3 separate regions of the Homo sapiens genome follow, and regions 1 and 3 are each linked to region 2. Evidence: read pairs that join two places in POLR2A ChIA-PET (ENCODE). Cell type or tissue: Panc1. All regions are shown on one strand. Links, peaks and the distances in the headings refer to the core of each region. The heading gives the core; the rest is flanking DNA.

Evidence for each region. Peaks named below come from ENCODE experiments on the same cell type or tissue, not always from the same donor. Only the 100,000 strongest peaks of a DNase experiment are listed, where the experiment ranks them.
Region 1: POLR2A ChIA-PET joins it to region 2 with 21 read pairs; 1 of 35 experiments calls an interaction of 5 or more read pairs at or near these places.
Region 3: POLR2A ChIA-PET joins it to region 2 with 12 read pairs; 1 of 35 experiments calls an interaction of 5 or more read pairs at or near these places.

The regions. Positions count from the first base shown.
Region 1 is chr5:93,119,058-93,125,474 of GRCh38, forward strand. No RefSeq gene overlaps it. Among named protein-coding and RNA genes, the nearest start is that of LINC02058, 180 kb to the left of the region's middle. In Panc1, for the core only: no CTCF peak of the experiment used is centred there; no DNase peak of the experiment used is centred there; H3K27ac peaks cover 689 bases.
Region 2 is chr5:92,177,688-92,184,104 of GRCh38, forward strand. No RefSeq gene overlaps it. Among named protein-coding and RNA genes, the nearest start is that of LINC02058, 760 kb to the right of the region's middle. In Panc1, for the core only: no CTCF peak of the experiment used is centred there; no DNase peak of the experiment used is centred there; H3K27ac peaks cover 198 bases.
Region 3 is chr5:92,783,478-92,789,894 of GRCh38, forward strand. No RefSeq gene overlaps it. Among named protein-coding and RNA genes, the nearest start is that of LINC02058, 150 kb to the right of the region's middle. In Panc1, for the core only: no CTCF peak of the experiment used is centred there; no DNase peak of the experiment used is centred there; H3K27ac peaks cover 1,784 bases.

The DNA.
Region 1 (6,417 bases), core at 1,546-5,545, 940 kb after region 2:
TGACCAATTCTCTCTTGAATTTCTAAGGCCCAGGACATTATCCCCATAGTCCTCTTCCAGGACCAGTCCACCATTTCCATTTCACTGAGCTAATAAAATCATTATCTCCATTACTTGTCATTCTCCTGTCTTATTCATATTTTACACTTGGCCTTTCTATACCTTTTCCCAGAATCCTAGAACCAAAGTTTACCAGACCAATTACACAGTGAGAGGTGGGACAATATTATTTATATTGTCCCCAATTCCATTTATGCTATGGAAACATCTTACATTAGAAAGTATATTTTAATCTAAAAATGTTTTCTCCACTCACGAATGGCTGATTTCATATTACTGTCCTGAGGAATGTATAAAGTAATATATATGTATAAGTAAATATATATACGTACGTGTGTATATAAAGTCAGTAAATTTTTTTCTGTTTTAAACTCTACTGTATTAATCACAATATCATCTATATATAGCTTAAAGTTAGTATATGATTTATTATGATTTTATATATAATCAAGACTTTGTTATATATGTCCTTGAGGCATTTGCAATAGCTCTGCCCCAAGCATCACTACTTAAGAGCACACAGTCTCTAGGTAGAGAACTACTAGACCAAGCATTAGGGAGCTGCCTGCATTTGGTAGTCTAGGCAATAATAATAATAATAATCTGACCTAAATCATCATCTCCATCTAATAGAAGTTCCTGCCATGGTACTTTTACAAAATAACCGGACATCAGAGCTAGTTAGCTGAATCTGAGTTTTACTCTTCCCAAGTGTAATGTCCTCCCTGCCATCTAAGCAGGCCATGCCAACTCTCAGTTGTGATGCCCCACACCTCTGCACTATTACACTGAACTTTCTTTATAGACGTCAACATTTACTTGATGTGGGTCACAATTCCTTCTGGTTCTATTATGGAAAAAAGTAAAAGGTCATTACAGAGTAACCCCATAGGATGAATACTAACGCTGACAAGAGCAGACATCGTACAAGTGGGACAGGGGAAAAAAATCCTTTCAGTGGTTCTCTGATTGTCATGTTCTCTGTATAAGCAAGTTGGGTCAAAACACTCTCTAACGGGAGATACTGCTCTAAACAAGGCAGATGTAAATACAAAGAGAAGTATACAAAGATCTTAAGTCTTGACCTGTGAATGGCTAATTTGAATTTGTACTGACTGTTGGAAATGCTCTCTTGTCCTGCTGAATGGGGTGGTGCTGAAAAAGAGTTCCTCACTTCAGGAACCCAGTGAGAGTCATCATGTTTCAGGCAAGAACCAAAGAATTTCTTTGTTTCAGAGGGCTCAGAATGAGACACTTTTTGTATGTGCATGTTCACCCACCCTGTGGTTTTACAGATACTGATCAACATAATTGCAATCTCCTGAGGATGCTTATGAGGAAGGTCAACACTTACTCACTTTTCCCAAGACAATCCTAGATTATACCTGTTGTACTGAACACTCCCCCTCATACTCAAAAGTATCCTAGTTTTGAGGATAACTATATATTTATGCTAATTATAAAGTATTCCCAAGTGTTAAGCTCTCTAGGACATCACACAGGACTGCAATGTTGACAGCTTAGTTCAGATTTTTTGACTGATTACGGCGGTCCCAGAAGGTCTCTCTAAAATGCATATTCCTGAGCCCAGCTCCAAAGAGAGACTTAGGAATGTGTTTGCTTAACAGGTGCTACAGTTGATTCTTCTAAACGATAAAGTCCATTGCCATTCTCAATAATTCCCAAGAGTCTTATCCTGTGTGCTATATTTAACTACATAACTATTTTTTACACTTCCTCTTTCTCCTTTGCCTTAGGAAGATTTCCACTTCCTAAACTTTCCCAAGCTTAATCTTGAATCTGAAGTGCTTCTGCACCTACTTTGCCACATTCCGCCCACTCACAGACCCTCCCGCAGGGTGTGTTGGAGGTGGATAGTACCAGCGTGCAATGGGGGGTGCATGTTTCCTCCCAACTCAGTGATGTCATGTTGCTAGCTTAAAATTACCCATGATGAGATTACTGACACCATTCAGCAAATGCTACAAATAAAACCTTCCTCCTTCACCTCTAAAGTCATTTGTTAACATTAACCAGCGCACCACTAGCTAAGCATTTACTTCTAATTATTCCACTACCCCTTTAGACAAACAAAACATCAAATGTTCCCTATAGAGAGCCAGTCTTTGTTTTACGTATGTTCAGGTAAGCCAGAGAAAAGATTCCACATCAGAAAAATAACACAGTTATCACCTATGATATTTTATCAGAAAATATTCATTTTCTAAATAACTAAAAAAATTATTTATACTATAGAATTTTGACTTCAGGTTGAAGCTGTCCTCCTGAATTTCAGATTTCCATTCAAGCTTAGAAATTAAAGAATCATTTTTATTATAAATAAGTTTATTTTTATTAATAATGTATAAAATAGATGTACACTTATTATAGAAATACCACATAAACAATTCCTCTTCGCCCCATATAGCCAGAGATATCTAGTATCAACCCTTTGTTTGGTTAGCTACACGTTTCACCTGATATTTTATCATGAACATTTTTCTGCATTAGTAAGTATACTTTTACGTATATATTTGAGTTATGTAATGTTCTGTTCTATGCATGTCATTTGGTTTAGCTGATAACCTTTTTCTTTAAAATTTTGGTAGTTTCCAAATTTGTATTATTTAACATAGCAATAATAAGAGTGTTGCTGAAGATGTTTTTGCATATATCTTTAATTGCACTTAGAATAAATTTATTGATGGATAATTGCTCTGTTAAAGGGTGCTTATTTTAACACTTTTAGTAAATAATATTAAACTTGTCTTTCAGAAAAATTGTGCCAGCCTGGTGACCTAAGTCACCAGTAGCATATTGAATTACCCATCTTCTATTGCTGTTAAGAATATATTTATTAAAATATATATGCATATATATTAATATATAAATAGTTATATATATAATCTAATTGTTTTTATATCTTTCAGCTTTTTGGTTCTTTTCTGTAATTCTGTGATTGTGATTCCTTCAATGAAATGATCAAGTCATTAAGAAAATAAAAACGTTGAACTTTCATGAGAGATTCACTAAAGTGGCTTTGGATTAAATTTGACCTTTTAAATATAAGCTTGAACCCCAAACCAATGCAAATACAGAATCTTTCTCTTATGATCAGAAGCCTCACGTTACTTTTTTCCTTAAGAACATACTCCAAGTCTTCAGCAATAGGGTCATTTGCTATTATTAATATTGAGAGAATGAGAGAGAGAAAATTCTCTTTATTTTCTAAGATAGGAAACTAGAAGAGTTCAGGCTTTATAGAATCTAGAGTCTATAGTGGTGAACAATCGTTCAGCCAATAATCACAGTCTAATAAAAGGGCAGAGTGTTTTTTCGAATAATACAAAACAATAGCATTCCATAAATTCTATAAAGACAGTTTAAAAGGCTCTTAAGCACAGTTAATATAAATATTTTAATCTTTTATATGCATGGTTGAGGTTTCCTTAGATTTCAATCCACTTCATTTCTTAAATAGCACGTCATTATTTTGCCTAGTTGAAGAACTATCATGTAAATATTGGTATTGTACTTCAAAGGCAAAAAAGACTGTTGATTTTCAACATAAATATGCAAAGATTTCTGATATATTTGATAGTTGCTCAAGTAGGTAAGCTCTGTGGGTAAGAACATTTTACTGGAATATATCCACTGGTTAAAAAGCTATTATATGCTCTTATTGGATGTTGCTCATTTAGGCATAGAAGAATTAATACACTTCTCATGTCAAATAATTCCAAGAGGTAGTATAAACCTGCCTCCTAGGAAACGTACATCTTCTAAAGGAAAAAAATATAAAGGAGGATGACTCAAAATTGTATTCACCTTTTATATGCATGTGACAAATGCTTCCTTTTTCTTCTTGTATGACCATGCCATTCTGGACCACTTATGTGGATTAGGATGTTATGATTTTTAAAATAAAAATATGTTATGCTTATTGAATTAAAGAATGTTAAAGAGTCAACTCTTTCAATTTGTGAAATTATTCATGCTGGAGGCAAATCCCTTTGTACTTCATGTCAGAGACCTAGTGGGAATCTTCAAATAGAAATAAGAAGAAGAAATGTCTACTGATTATAACACATTTTCTTTTGAATGAAAATCTAGTGTTTTGTTTACAAAAAGGAACATCTTGCATATCAAGGAAAAGGCCTGATCTTAAACAGAACCCAGTAATACTCACAGCAAACCCAATTAGTGAACCTCTGAAAAAAGCCAGAAGAAAACAAGATTTCCCTCTCTCTCTCTCTGTTTATGTCACATTACTAAGTATATCTAAATCCAAACATACATATTTTTCTATCAGCATTAGTCTATGGAGAATTTAGTAGATAAAACAGAAAGTGCAGCTTCAAAGACAATACATTTTGTCCTCTCTATACCACTGTTTAATAGAAAACTAACAATGACTATTAAATTCAATCGGCTGTCTTGGGGTTTAAGATCTATTTCTTCCTTTCCTTTTCATGGGGACTTTTTTAACCACTAAATTTTTGTTTATGACTATATGATAAGGAAGTCAGCTATAGGAGAAAAAAAAATTGTAGTATGTTAAAGAAACTTGAAAACACACAAGTATAACATTTATAATAGATAACTAAATTCGTGAAATTGGCCAGTTGCGATGACTCACGCCTATAATCAATCCCAGCACTTCGGGAGGCCAAGGCAGGCAGATCACTTGAGGCCAGGAGTTCGAGATCAGCCTGACCAACATGGCAAAACCCCATCTCTACTAAAAATACAAAAATTAGCCAGGCATGATGGTAGGCATCTGCAATCTCAGCTACTTGGAAGGCTGAGGTATGAGAATCGCTTGAACCTGGAGGGTAGAGGTTGCAGTAAGCCTAGATCACTCCAGCCTGGGCAACAGAGTGAGACTCTGTCTCAAAAAAAAAAAAAAAAATTCATGAAATGGTTATACTAAATGTCTTTGAATGCCCCTAATTTCTAAACATATGTCACTAATCACAGCTACCAATTATATCTAAATGTTCCATTTGTCTACATTCTCAAAAACTGGTGATAACGAAGAAATAAGTTTTGAACGTTTACAAGAAATATTACACAACAGTTTCTATACTCGAGGAAATTCACTGAAAACCTTTTATTCTAATTCTTTATAGGACACTAAACCATTTATTATTTTTTCCACCCCTTTTTTTCATCTGCATAAGGTAATCTGGCTAAATGACCTGACCAATGAGAAGAGATGGTTGATACCCTAATGCAGGGGTCCCCAACCCCGAGGCTGCGGACCAGTACCTGTCCACAGCCTGTTATGAAACAGGCTGCAGAGCAGGAGGTGAGCTGCCGGCCAGCTAACACTACCGCCTGAGCTCTGCCTCCTGTCAGATAAGCCGCAGTGTTAGATTGGGAACATGAACCCTATTGTGAATTGTGCATGTGAGGGATCTAGGTTGTGTACCCCTTATGAGAATTTAACTAATGCCTGATGATCTGAGATGTAACAGTTTCATCTGGAAATCATGCCCCTCTGCTACCCATCTGTGGAAAAATTGTCTTACACAAAACCAGTCCCTGGTGCCAAAAAGGTTGCGCATCACTGCTTTAATGTCTTAAAAAGTTGTTTCATATCTAAGAAGAGCAACTAAGGAAAGCCAGGGCCCAGCCAAGGTGCCAGCTAGTAAGAAAACCTGCCCTAATCACTGAACAGAGTGATGATGCCAGGCCGCAACCCAAACACGTCACAAGATGAATGGAGCACAGGTGTGCTCTAGTGAAAGGGGCACAGATACTAACATTAGACCATGTGGGTGCAGATTCTGGTTCCATTTTTTGTCACTGCGTAAATTTGAACAACTTACATAATATCAGTGAGATGCCCTTATTCTAATCTGTAAGATATGAATAATAATAGTGTCATTTCTTGACTGTTTCGAGAATTAAATGAGATAATGTGTTTAATGATGTTAGTGCTGTGGCTGGAATAATAAATGTGAGCATTTATCATCATTAAACATCCAGCCTATGGTAGTACACATGTTCAGAAAATCAGCCCAATGCATATGACTTCTTCTTAGACAGAAAATGCTAGCTAGAAAAGTTTTTTGTATTTTTCTAATTATTTGAAACTTGTTTCTATACTTTGGGCTCCAGCAGGTCTGAAAATAGATTTAAGAAAAGGTGTTCTGTGGCAAACAAAGGGAGACTGAGAGAGTCATCCATCACTATGCACCCCATCCAACTTGGACAGAGTTAATTTTATAGACCCAGGATATTTGCAAAACCCTAAAGGGACTGTAGAGTGGCTGCCCTGAGATGTCTCAGATTCTGTGAAGCAGGCGGTCTTCTGGTGGGCTGATAGACCACAAGAGAGGCCTCTAAAGG
Region 2 (6,417 bases), core at 1,645-5,644:
TCGGGAGCTTAGAAGCCTAAACTTGACTAATTATGTATTCGTTATGGCCCATGATGTCTCAGGGTCTAGGGTTTCCAAATTTAAAATTCTTTTCTCAGCTTCTACTATAGCAACTTTATCCTAATGTTGTGATTTTTAAAATTTATTTTATTGAGTGTTACAAATTACCACAAATTTAGCAGCTTAAACCAAAACCGGTTTATTAGCTCAAAGCTCCATAGGTCTGAAGCCAAGGTGGGCTCCACTATATTCTCTGTTTGGGATCCCACAAAGTCAAAATCAGGATATCAGCCAGGCTGAGTTCTTATTTGGAGGCTCTGGGAAACACTCTATTTCCAAAGTCTTTCTTATTGTTACAGAATCCAGTTTCATGCAACTGTAGAACTAAAGTTCCTGATTCCTTGCTGACTAGTGGCTCAGGGCTGCTCTCAGTTTCTAGGAATCTCTTTCAAGTTATTTCCACATAGTACCCTCCATTTCCCAACCAGCAGCAATTCACCAAATTTTACTCATGCTTCCAATCTCTGGCTTCCTCTTTTGTTCTCAGCTGGAGAAAGCTCTGTGATTTTACACAGCTCAGGTGATTAGGTGAGACCCACCCTGATCACCTCCCTATTTTAAGGGTAATTAAATGGTAACCTTAGTGATATTTGCAAAAAATTTTTTGCTATGTGACATGCTCATTAGAATAACACGAGGGAATGAAGATCATGGAGGCTATCTTAGAATTTTTCAAATCATATTTAGGTAATAGATATGTGAGATCTAGGAGTTTGCTCCTATGGGGAAGAATCAGGGTAATCAAAAATTACACGAAGAAATATTGTCAAATGGTATTTTTAAATATTTTACTAACACTTTCATATTTCTGTATATGGTTTCTTGTCCAAATAATAGTTTTGTAAATGAATATTAAATTAGTGAATGAATAAAAGTGATATTGGTGATAAGAATCTTGTCATTTTTATCTGCTCCCTCTATTGTCAGAATGACTGCTAAATATTAATTCAGTCATTTTTTTCCCTAAGGCAAACCATTCCTTACTGGCTTATTTTTGCAACTTAATATCTGTTTTTAAAACTAATTCCTTTTGTTTAGAATAATGTCTTATTCATTATAGAATGTTTTTGTTATTTCAATATTTATTTTTTGTTTTTGAATGTTAGTTTAAACTGTTTTTATATTTGTTATCAATTGTATGTTTAAAATATTTAATTTATTGAGAAATTGGCTTACAATTTTTTTCTAGAAGGTGTTAAAATTTGCTTTGAATATCATTATGAACTATGATTACATCCAAAATGTAGGGTTTTTTTTCCCTTAAAAATCCAGTCTATTTGGAGAACTTAAAGTCAGTGTCTTATTCTCTACCCTTCTCCTATGAAAGGAAGAGCTATTTAGTTGAAAATTCCTTGGTAAGTTTTAATTTTTTAATTATACAAAAGATTGAAAATATAAACTTTTTAAAAATGCTACACATGCTCCTCTAGCCTGAGACTATGCTGAGAAAGTAGTTGCTCTCAGGCTGAGCGGATAGCCCAGCCCAACATGTAGTTTCAGATTCAAGGATTAAAAAGCTGCCTTTATGTTGCTATTTTTCAAACATGCACAGACTTTTATACTTTTGTAGCTACAGAGCAATGCCAATTTTCTCATTTAACTCTTCTATTAAATAAAGTATGTAATCTAAATGGTAGGAATATACATTTACCCTGTCCAATGCAAACAGAATTTAACATTTTAGCATTCTTATTTGTCTTGATTTAACTCATGCAAAGAGTTTATATATGTCACCTCAATAGTTTGGAGCTAATGGACTAAGTTTTTTTATGAAACCTCAGAAAGGTCTATTCTCTAGTTTTTTGGGTTGTGCTTTTTTCTTGAGAAATATATACTTTAGAAGGAGAGCTTTTCTTCACCACAGTCGTCTACATATTTATTTGCAGTCCATCCTCCAAAGATATTTGCTTTTAAATTTCTGCCTCACAAGTCATAATTTCCATTTCAATATTTTAGAATTGTTCTCACAAGCTTCGTAGATATAATCTCTCCCCTCACCCTAACATGTTGCTTTGACAAAATTAATATAACAAAATGCTAAGATATTTCATGTACCTGTCACTTACTGGGGATTTCTGAATTCTGTGAGCATCTGTTTCCTGTTGCTGCTAAAGAGCAAGAAATCCAATTAAGAATAGTGAGAAAGGAGAGAATAGACTTCTTGATTTTGTAGGCAATTGGCCAATAGAAGTTACTGTGAAATTTTTATTCCTAAGGGGTTTCAATTATATGATAAAGTTTTTCTGTTGTAAAGAAAGAGGTAGATTGAGGGACTTTTTGAACTTTCTTATATGTGTTTTATAAAAAAAAGATTTACTAATACTGAATGATTCCTTTGATTGATTATTATTTTACATGTAAACATGGAAGGGAGAATACAAGTATTATTTAATATAAATGTCAAAGAATGATGCATATTTCATGAAGCTACAATAATTGAAAAATCTAGAAGAGAGCAAATCAACTGAAAACTGTTATCTGAAAGTAATTCTATGATCAGCTAGAGGAAAGAACTCCTAGTCTACTCAAATAACATGCTTATATAAAGAAGAATGGCCAAATAAGCATAAATTTTATATAAGATTTTATCATTTTCTCTACTTAGTTGAGCTCCACTAGAGTCTTTTTTTAATGTCACAGGAAGGAAAATGTGACCATTACTGCAATTCCTTTTTTTGTGTTAGTGAAAATTGCAATACAAAATAGGTAATGCAACTCTCTGCTGCCCATGAACAGTAGTACCTCAGCATATCTCTACATGAAAGCTTATTTTACTATCACTTAAGGAACTCATTACCCTTTTATGAGGCTTACATGCTGCTTTACAAATATAGCACTCTAGTAACATTATGAAAGCATCATTATTCTTGCCAGTGGCATTTTTTAAAGCAAGGAAAAACTAGTTTGAAAATAACTTCCTTAGTGTTCTTAGTCTTTTGTACTATGCTAATATTTTCCCACACTTTTGTTGAATTCTTAGTTTTATTTTAGTTTTTCCACCATCTGGAAGTTATTAAAATGTGAGAAAACTTGTATAATTCTGATTTAGTTGTTGAGGTAAGAAACTACTTTGGATCATCTTTAATAGAACAGGAAGGAGTCAGGCCCATTTCTACACAGGAGCCAATCAGTGTTCAACACAAACATTAGTTTAACATGGGTACCATTTTGATTCAAATATCACAGTAAGTTATTTTAGGTTCAAAAAGTTCAACTAACTTAGAGCACATATACATTACATTAGCAGTTTTAAACCATGTGGCAAAATGTCATGTAAGGTCTGCCCCCAAGTTGTTTATTATTAATAAAAAGTAAAATATAAAAATTTGTGAGTGATATATTTTACAGAGAAAGAAAAATACATTCCAATTTATTTTTATACTATCATTACCCTTACTTTTTGATATTTTTTCTTGAATAAGAAAAGTTGATGAATTAGCTGGAGTATGGTCTTGGGAAATACAGAGCACTGAGGGAGTGTGTTTTGCAGGTAAATATTATTACACTTGGTGTCATGGTGAAAACAAGAGTGCAAACAGAACCAACTCACTACCTAGTATACCTCATTCTCTAATTTAGACTATCCCAATTTAAGAGATTCCTCTAAGCTCACCTATCTTTTGGAAAAATATATTTGAAATATAAATAATGAGACATTACAAGAGAAAGATTATTTTTCCATGTGGAAGTCATGAGAGACTTTTATGAACTGTAATTTAGTATATTTCTCAAGAGAATAAAAATGACTTTGATAATTCAGGACATAATGTCCAAAGTACAACAAAATGGATAGCTAAAAACTTAGCTTCTATTGTTCTATGAAACTCATATAATTTATGAGTGTTCTGGTCTTCTTATGCCCAACAACTGCTAATATCCAATAACTATTTGAAAATATAACAATTTTGAATTATTTATTAGTATTAATGAACCACACCTTTAACCAATACCTACAAGATTACAACCTTCCTAAAAATGAGATAACGATTTTTCAACAAGATAAGGATTTTTCTATACATCATGGAAAAGGACCTCCAAGAACTACTTGTTCAATTTCATTTATTTATTTATGTTTGGCTGGCCCTGATTTGAACCAAGATATATTCCAGAGCAGCTGAGGTGACATGAAGCTAGAAGGATATGAAAAATTCATAGCTATAAAGCATCAGATAATGGGTAACAAATGTAGTCCCTATTTTGTACATTGCATGACAGTTTTCAAATGCTACATGTTTTTTCTCACAGTGAGAGTTCATTATAAAAGTATTAATAGAGATTTTATTATCCATCCAGGAACTTATAGAAAGCTAGAGAAGACACTAAAAAGGGATCAGTTCTAACTTATCATACAATATTGATGCATTTTAAACACAATGTGTAGTTTATAACTAAACATAAAGATGTGCCAAGTAATTTTTTTTTGAATTATCAAATGTCCAGTTGGATAAACAAGGCACCTGTATATTTGGTTCAATTGATTCCATGTTATAATATGCTCATCCAATTTTATTTTAATTGGATTTAATGTTTAAGTTTTAGACTACTGAATTTGTAATCCTCATAAATTAATCTATAATTATTTTTAAAGTAATAAGCAATTATTTGGCAAAAATCAATGTTCTCTTCGGACAAAAATGATGATTTACAATTGACATAATGTGAACTTGCCATTCCTCTTTCCCTAACTCTTCCTGTTCATTCCAGTTAATCCTTCTGTATCTGAATCTCACTTCATGAGAGGAATAACATGTTAAATAATGAAAAGATTATTCTAGAGAGAAGCAATCTGTTCAACACTTTCGGCTAGCTAATACAATTGTATAACTTATGTATTAGCTTCTTAATTGTGCTTCAGTTGTGTTTTAGCCTAGTAAGTATTTTTATTTATAAAATATCAATGCACAGTATCTCTATGGCACCTGGAGATAGGTAAAGACAGAACCATGCAGCGAATTGAGCATGATGATTCTCATATTTCAGAGAACTGGCTTCCAGAAAACGAGAGATAATATAGGCAACTTTTTAGTAGAGGAAGTGAGAAAGGAAAATTTAGTTTTTTTGGTATGTGGCATATTCAGAGTTGGAATCATAGTTACTAAACAACTAGGAAAAAGAATGAGGAGTCCGCCATGGCAAGCAGAGTCAAGAAGTACTGAACACTGACTCGGTCATATTTTAGAATTGATTCAAGCTGAGAAATAATGCAAAATGACTTACAATGTCTCAGTAAATCCTAATGTTGATCATTCATTAGGTCAACAAATATTTATTGGGCATCAACTATGTGAATAGCAAAAAGCTAAATACTGTATATGCTAAGCTGTGACACTATTCCTATCTTTAAGGAATTTTTAAAATGTAACCTCAATAGTAATAAAATTTGAGATATATTATGCATAGAGAATGACTGAACAAAATATGTAATCATCTCGTGTTCATCTGGAAATTTGGACCTCAAAATACATATATTTAACCTATTCTTATGTTTAGTTATAGAATGACAAATTATTACTACAATGTTAACCTAAATAATTGCATATCAGAGTAATAAATCAGACATGAAAAAGATAAAATTCAATAACTTGGCTGAGCAGTGATTGTGATTTGATGAATTGACTATTACAGATATTTCTGTATACCATCTTAACAGTAAATTCTGGGGGCAAGATATTGATAAATTTTTACTTCTAAATAAGTCCAATTGATTGGTTTCATTTGCTGATTTAACAAATATTTATTGAGTGTGCATTAGCTCTCTAAGCACTGTTCAAGGTTCTAGGACTAAAAAGGTAAATAAAATAGACATGGTCCCTATTGCAAACATGAATATTTTGGAAAGAAATTCAAACAAGGCTAGAGTTCCATTTAGGATTGATAGGTGCATGATAAGTACCTGATGTGTCTGAGGTGCTGATTTAATCCCTGATGATATAGGGATAAGTATAGAGATGTTACACAGAAAAGATCTCCGAATTAAATTCTGGATAATACCCACAGTGAGAAGGTGAGAATAGCAAAGGGGTAATATTGGAGGGTCAGGAGAATAAATATCCATGGAAGTAGATGGAGATAACACATTAAAAGCCACTAATACCAAAGAGAGAGAAAATGTGAATATAAAACAGGTGGTTAAAAGTGTGAAGTGTCAAGATAAATTCAGTCTGATAAAATAACTTTCTTTGTGGCTAGTAGTTATGAAAAATACATTAGAGTAAATGGAAAAGAATTAAGACAATTGATCAGACCAGATAATTTAGGCCAGTTTCCCCTCATCGCCTCAATAAATATCTACATGTGACAGAAAAGTGGTCACTGATTTGTTTAAATGTGTCTAATTTTTTCATTTCAGCCTGAGAA
Region 3 (6,417 bases), core at 1,546-5,545, 610 kb after region 2:
ATCTACATTTAAAGAAAGAAAGAAAAGTGTCAGAGAAAAAATGTATTAAGATAAAACAGGATTGTGTTTTTCTTATTTTTAACTGTATTTTGGTGCTACTGTAAGACAACTGTATGTTTAAAGTAATCATGATAACAATGTATTAGGTAATTATAGGTATGAATAAGTGAAATGTAAAACAGCATTGTCACAGGAATTAATTGAGAATGCTCTGCTGTAAGTTACCTGCACTACTTATAAATGAGTATAGTGTTATGTGAAGGTTAAGTTAGACTAATTAAAATGTATATTGTAAACTCTAGAGCAATAACTAAAATCTTTGTTAAACAAGAATAATTGATACACTCTGAAGGAGATAAAATAGAATCATGTAAAATCCTTAATATCAGAGAAGCCATAAAAAAGGGGTAGGATAAGCAACAATTAGTATGATTAAATATAAGTTATAATTATAATACATATTAATTACTTATTACATATTAATACATATTAATCACTGTATAATCTAAAAGTACTAATTAAAAGATAGAAGTTGAATGAGTAGATGAAAAATAATCTAGAGGCAACTTTATCTCATGTAAAATAAACTCACTTCAAATATAAAGACTCAACACTGTTAAAAATTAAAAGAGGCTGGCACAGTGGCTAACGCCTGTAATCCTAGCACTTTGGGAGGCCAAGGCAGGCAGATCACAAGGTCAGGAGATCGATACCATCCTGGCCAACATGGTGAAACCCCGTCTCTACTAAAAATACAAAAATTAGCTGGGCGTGGTGGCACGCGCCTGTAGTCCCAGCCACTTGGGAGGCTGAGGCAAAAGAATTGCTTGAACGTGGAAGGCTGAGCTTGCAGTGAGCTGAGATCCAGCCACTGCACTCCAGCCTGGCAAAAGAGCGAGACTCTGTCTCAAAAACAACAACAAAAAAAAATTAAAAGAGTCCACACCAGTATAACCCAGGAAAGCTAAACTAAAGAATGCTGGAGTAGCTATATATTAATTTCAGACAGGCCAGGCATGGCAGTTCATGCATAGAATCCCAGCATTTTGGAAGGCAAAGTGGGAAGGGTTGCTTAAGACCAGGAGTTTGAGACCAGCCTGGGCAACACAGTGAGACTCTGTCTCTATTTAAAAAAAAAAAAATGTGACAAAAAACTTCAGACACAGCAGAATTCAGAGCAAGAAAGATTACCAAAGAGAAAAAATAAGTATGTCATAATGATAAAGAGGTCATCTTCAAAAAAGATTTAAGGATCTTATATATGTATGCATATAACATTGTCAAAATGCATGAAGCAAAAACCAATAGAACTAAAAGGATAAATAGACAAATCCAACATTAGAGTTACAGATTTAAACCCTCTCTATCGGTAACTTACATGTCAAGTAGGCAGAATATTAGTAGGGATATGATATCCAGAACAGAATTAACAATCAACTTGATCTAATTGACATTTATAGGTTGTTTTTACCAAACATAAGCAGCATACACATTCTTTTCAAGTTCTCATAGAACGCCCACCAAGATAATCTACATTCTCAGCCATGAAACATACTTAGGCACATTTAAAATAACAGAAATTATTATCTAATAACCTTCAAAAAGCCTATAATTAATAACTTTCCAAAACAGAAATAGATAATAATCTTCAAAAAAGGCTAAGATGGTTTTACTAGTGAATTATATCAAATATTTAAGGAAGAAATAATACTCATTCTTGCTTTTTTTGTTTGTTTGTTTTTTTACTTGAGACGAGTCTCGCTCTGTCGCCCAAGCTGGAGTGCAGTGGCCCAATCTTGGCTCACTGAAAGCTCCGCCTCCTGGGTTCACGCCATTCTCCTGCCTCAGCCTCCGGAGTAGCTGGGACTACGGGAGCCCGCCACCACCCGGCTAATTTTTTGTATTTTTAGTAGAGACGGGGTTTCACCATGTTAGCCAGGATGGTCTCCATCTCCTGACCTCATGATCCGCCCGCCTCGGCCTCCCAAAGTGCTGGGATTACAGGTGTGAGCCACCATGTCCGGCCCTATAATACTAATTCTTGACAATTTTTCCAGAAAATAGAAGCAGAGGAAACACTTCCTAACTCATTTGTAAAGTCAGCATTACCCTACTATCAAACCAGGCTATGACATTATAAGACAAGCAAACCAAAACCAGTATTTTTCATGAACATACATGCAAAAAGCCTCAACAAAATATAAGAAAATAGAATCCAAGATTGTATAAAAAGAATTTCATACTATAACCAAGTGAGATTATTCCAGTTAAGCAAGACTGGTTTAACATTCAAAATCAGTACAATTGCTATGGTTTGGGTGTTTGTCTCCTTCAGATTTCATGTTCAAATATAATCCCCAATGATTAGAGGTGGGGCCTGGTAAAAGGTGTTTGGGCCATAGAGGTGGATCCTTCATGAATAGCTTTGTGCCATTCTTATGGCAATAAGTAAGTTCAGGAGAGATCTGGCTGTATGAAAGAGCCTGGGATCTTCCTTGTCTCTCTCACTCCTCTCACATGTGACTCACTGGCTCCCCTTGACCTTCTGACATGATTGTAAGCCTCTGAGGCCCTCAACAGAAGCAGATGCTTGCACCATGCTTACTGCAGAGTCTGTAGAACTGTGAGTCAAAAGAAATCTCTTTTCTTTATGAATTAACCAGCCTCAGGTACTCCTTTATAACAATACAAATGGGCTGATATGCAATCTACTATATCAACAGGTTACAAAAGAAAAATTATATAATCATATCAGTAGATACAGAAAAAAAGCATTTGACAAAATCCAACATCCACTGATGATAAAAAATCTCAGAAAAATTGATATAGAGTAACTTCCGCAACTTGATTAAAAAAAAATACCTACAGAAAACCTACGGCTGACATTATAACCAATGATGAGATTCAGAAAACTGTCCCCTTAGGATCAGGAACATGGATGACCTCTTTTACCATTCCTATTTAACAATGTAACAGAAATCTTAGCTAATGCAATGAGATAAGAAACAGAAATAAAAGATATACAGGTAGGAAGAAATAAAACTATCATTTTTTTGCATATGGTATGATTTTCAACGTGGAAAAACCCAAAGAATGTACAAATTAATACCTGGACCTAATGCATACATCGAGGTTGTAGGATACAAGGTCAAATTAAAAAGTCAATTGCTTTATTATACATCAGCAATGAGCAATTGGAATTTGCATGGAAAAAAAAGTAAATAACATCCCAAATTTCCAGGTCCATTTGTTGAGAAACTGTTCATTGAATTTGTATTGCCGTTGTCAAGATTCTTGTCTACATATGTGTGTGTTAGTCTATCTCTGAGCTCTTCATTATGTTCTATTAATCCATGTCTATTCTTTCATTAATACAATACCATCTTGATTACTGTTCTTTATAATAAGTTTTCCAATCAGTACTGAACGCCAGCGGTCCTCAACCTTTTTGGCACCAGGGACCAGTTTCGTGAAAGACAATTTTTCAATGGACCGGGGATGGGGTGTGGGTGGGAGTAGAGATGGGGTGGTAGGAGTTTGGTTTTGGGATGACACTGTTCCATCTCAGATCATCAGTCATACTCATAAGGAGTATGCAACCTAAATCCCTTGAATGCACAGTTCACAATAGGGTTCATGCTCCTATGAGAATCGAATGTGGCTGCCAATCTGACAAGAGGGGGAGCTGAATTGGTAGTTGCTCGCTCACCTGCCACTTACCTCCTGCTATGCTGCCCAGTTCCTAACAGGCCACAGACTGTTAATGGTCAGCCACTTGGGTGTTGGGGACCCCTGATGTAAGCCCTCTAACTTTGCTCTTCTTCAGTACCATATTAGCTATGCTACAAAGTTTTGACTTTTCCTATACATTTAAGAATTGGTTTGTTGTTATTTACATAATATCTTGCTGGGAATTTGACTGGGATTATACTGTGTGTCTGTATCAACTTGGGAGGCGTAGCTCTTTTAACAATTTAGAATCTACTAGCCAATGAAGATGGAAAAAATATCTCCATTTATTAGTTCTTCCTTGATTTCATTAATTGGCATTGTGTAGTTTTCCACACACAAACCTTATACATATGTTGTTGATTTATACCTATGAATTACATTTTTGGTGCTATTGTAAATTAATTTTTTCTAAAGGTGCTGCACCATTTAAAATTTCTACCAACAATATATGAGAATGCCAGTTTCTCCAATCTTCACCATAACTTGTTCTGTCTATCTTTTTCATTATAGCTTTCTTAAAGTGTGTGAAGTCGTACCTTACTGAGGTTTAGGTATGCATTTCCCTATGGCCTAATTGTGTTGAGCATCTTTTCATATGCAGATCGACCATTTGTGTATCTTTTTTGGAGTAATAGCCTACTCAAACCCTTTGATTATTTTTAATTGTTATTTTTACTTTTTATTACAGAGTCATAAGGTCTCCTTACATATTGGGTGCAAATTCTACTATGATTTGAATGTTGCCTCCAAGAGTCATGTTGAAAATTAATCTGAAATATGGCAGTATTGAAAAGTAAGGCCTTTAAGAGGTGATTGGATTCACAGATTGATGGACTAAAGGGACTGAGACAGAAAATTGAGACCTGGAAGTGGGGTGTTGCTGATAGTAAATACCTAAAAACATAGAAGAGGCTTTAGAACTGGGTAATGGGCAGAAGCTAAAAGAACTTAGAGAAGCAGGCTAGAAAAAAATCGAGATTCTGGTGCAGACTTAGAATACAAGAAGACTGGGGAAAGTTGGGAACTCTGTAGAGATTGCTTAAGTGGTTATGACCAGCATACTGATAGAAAATATGGACAGGAAAGGCCATTCAGACAAGGTTTTAGATGGAACTGAGAAACAAAATATTAGAAACTGGAGTAAAGACTATCCCTGATATACATGGATAAAGAACTTGGCTGCATTGTATCCAAGTCCAAGGGCTTTGTGAAAGGCCAAACTTGAGAGGGATGAACTAGGATATCTGGTGGAAGAAATTTCTAAGCCACCAAGTTCTCAGGCTGCTGAGTGGTTACTTCTAACTGCTTACAGTGAACCTCTAGAGACAGGAGAAACAGAGGGGGAAAGTCTGTATTTTCCATATAATATTCAGTCTTGCCATGAGGTGGGGAATAAAAGAGCATTTTCAGGAGAGAAATCCAAGAGTGAGGCCCAGCTAGTACTTTCTAAAGAGATTAGCATGGCTAAAAGAGAACCAGGTGCTAAAAGTCAAGACCATGGGGAAAAGGCCCCTGAAGGCATTTCAGAAATCTTTGAGGCTGACCCTCCCCTCACAGACCCAGAGACCTAGGAGGACAGAAGGGTTTTAGGGGACAGGCCCAGGCATGGCTGCCATGTGCCACCTCTGAGCAGTTCTTGCTTCTCCCCACATCACTGTCACTCTGGCTCAAGCAGCCTTAAGTGCAGCTTGTGCCAAAAACTCAGAAGGTACATGTTCTAAAACTTGGTGGCATCCACGTGGTGCTAATTTTGCAGACTTACAGAAAGTGAGAGCTGTGGAGACTTGGCAGATTCTACCTAGATTTCAAAAAATGTCATCAAAAGCCTGAGGGTTCAAGCAGAGACTGGTCACAGGGGCTGACGCCCCCACTAGAGTTATGCTGAGTGGGTATGTGGGGATGGAACTACTGCAGAGAGTCCCCACTAGGGCAATGCCTAGAAAGTCATGGGAGTGAGACTGTCACTAAGACCCCAGAACTGTGGAGCTATCAGTGTGCAACACAAGCATGGTAGAGCTAGGTGGGCTGAGCCAAGAAACCCATTGGGTTGGGGTTGTTTAAGGCCTTGGGGGCTCAACCACCACACCAGTATGCTGAGGATGCCAGACATGAGGTAAAAAGAGATGATTCTGGGGTCTTCAGACCTACTGTCTGTGTCTCTTAGGTTTTAGACTTGCCTAGGGCATGTTACCCCTTTCTTCTTGGCTGTTTTTCCCTTTTGAAATGGGAATGTGTTCCCTATGACTATGCCACATTTGATCCTCAAAGCAGATATCTTGTTCTTATTTCACACGTTTGCAGATGAAACTTTGGACTTTGGATGTGTCAGTTGGTGCTGAAATGAGACAACAGTTTGGAACTATAGAGATACAATGAATGTAATTGTATTTGAGAAGGACATACGTTTGGAAGGAGCAGGAGAAGAATACCGTGGTTTCAGTGTCCCCTCTAAAACTCATGTGAAACTTACTTTTACTTTTATTTTAGGTTCAGGGGTAGGTGTGTAGGTTTGTTATACAGGTAAACTTGTGTCACAGGGGTTTATTGTACAGATTATTTTGTCACCAAGGTATGAAGCCTAGTACCCAATAGTTATTTTTTCTGATTCTGTCCCTCCTCTCACCCTTCACACACAAGTAGGCCCCAGTGTCTATTGTTCCCCTTTTTGTTTCCATGTGTTCTCAT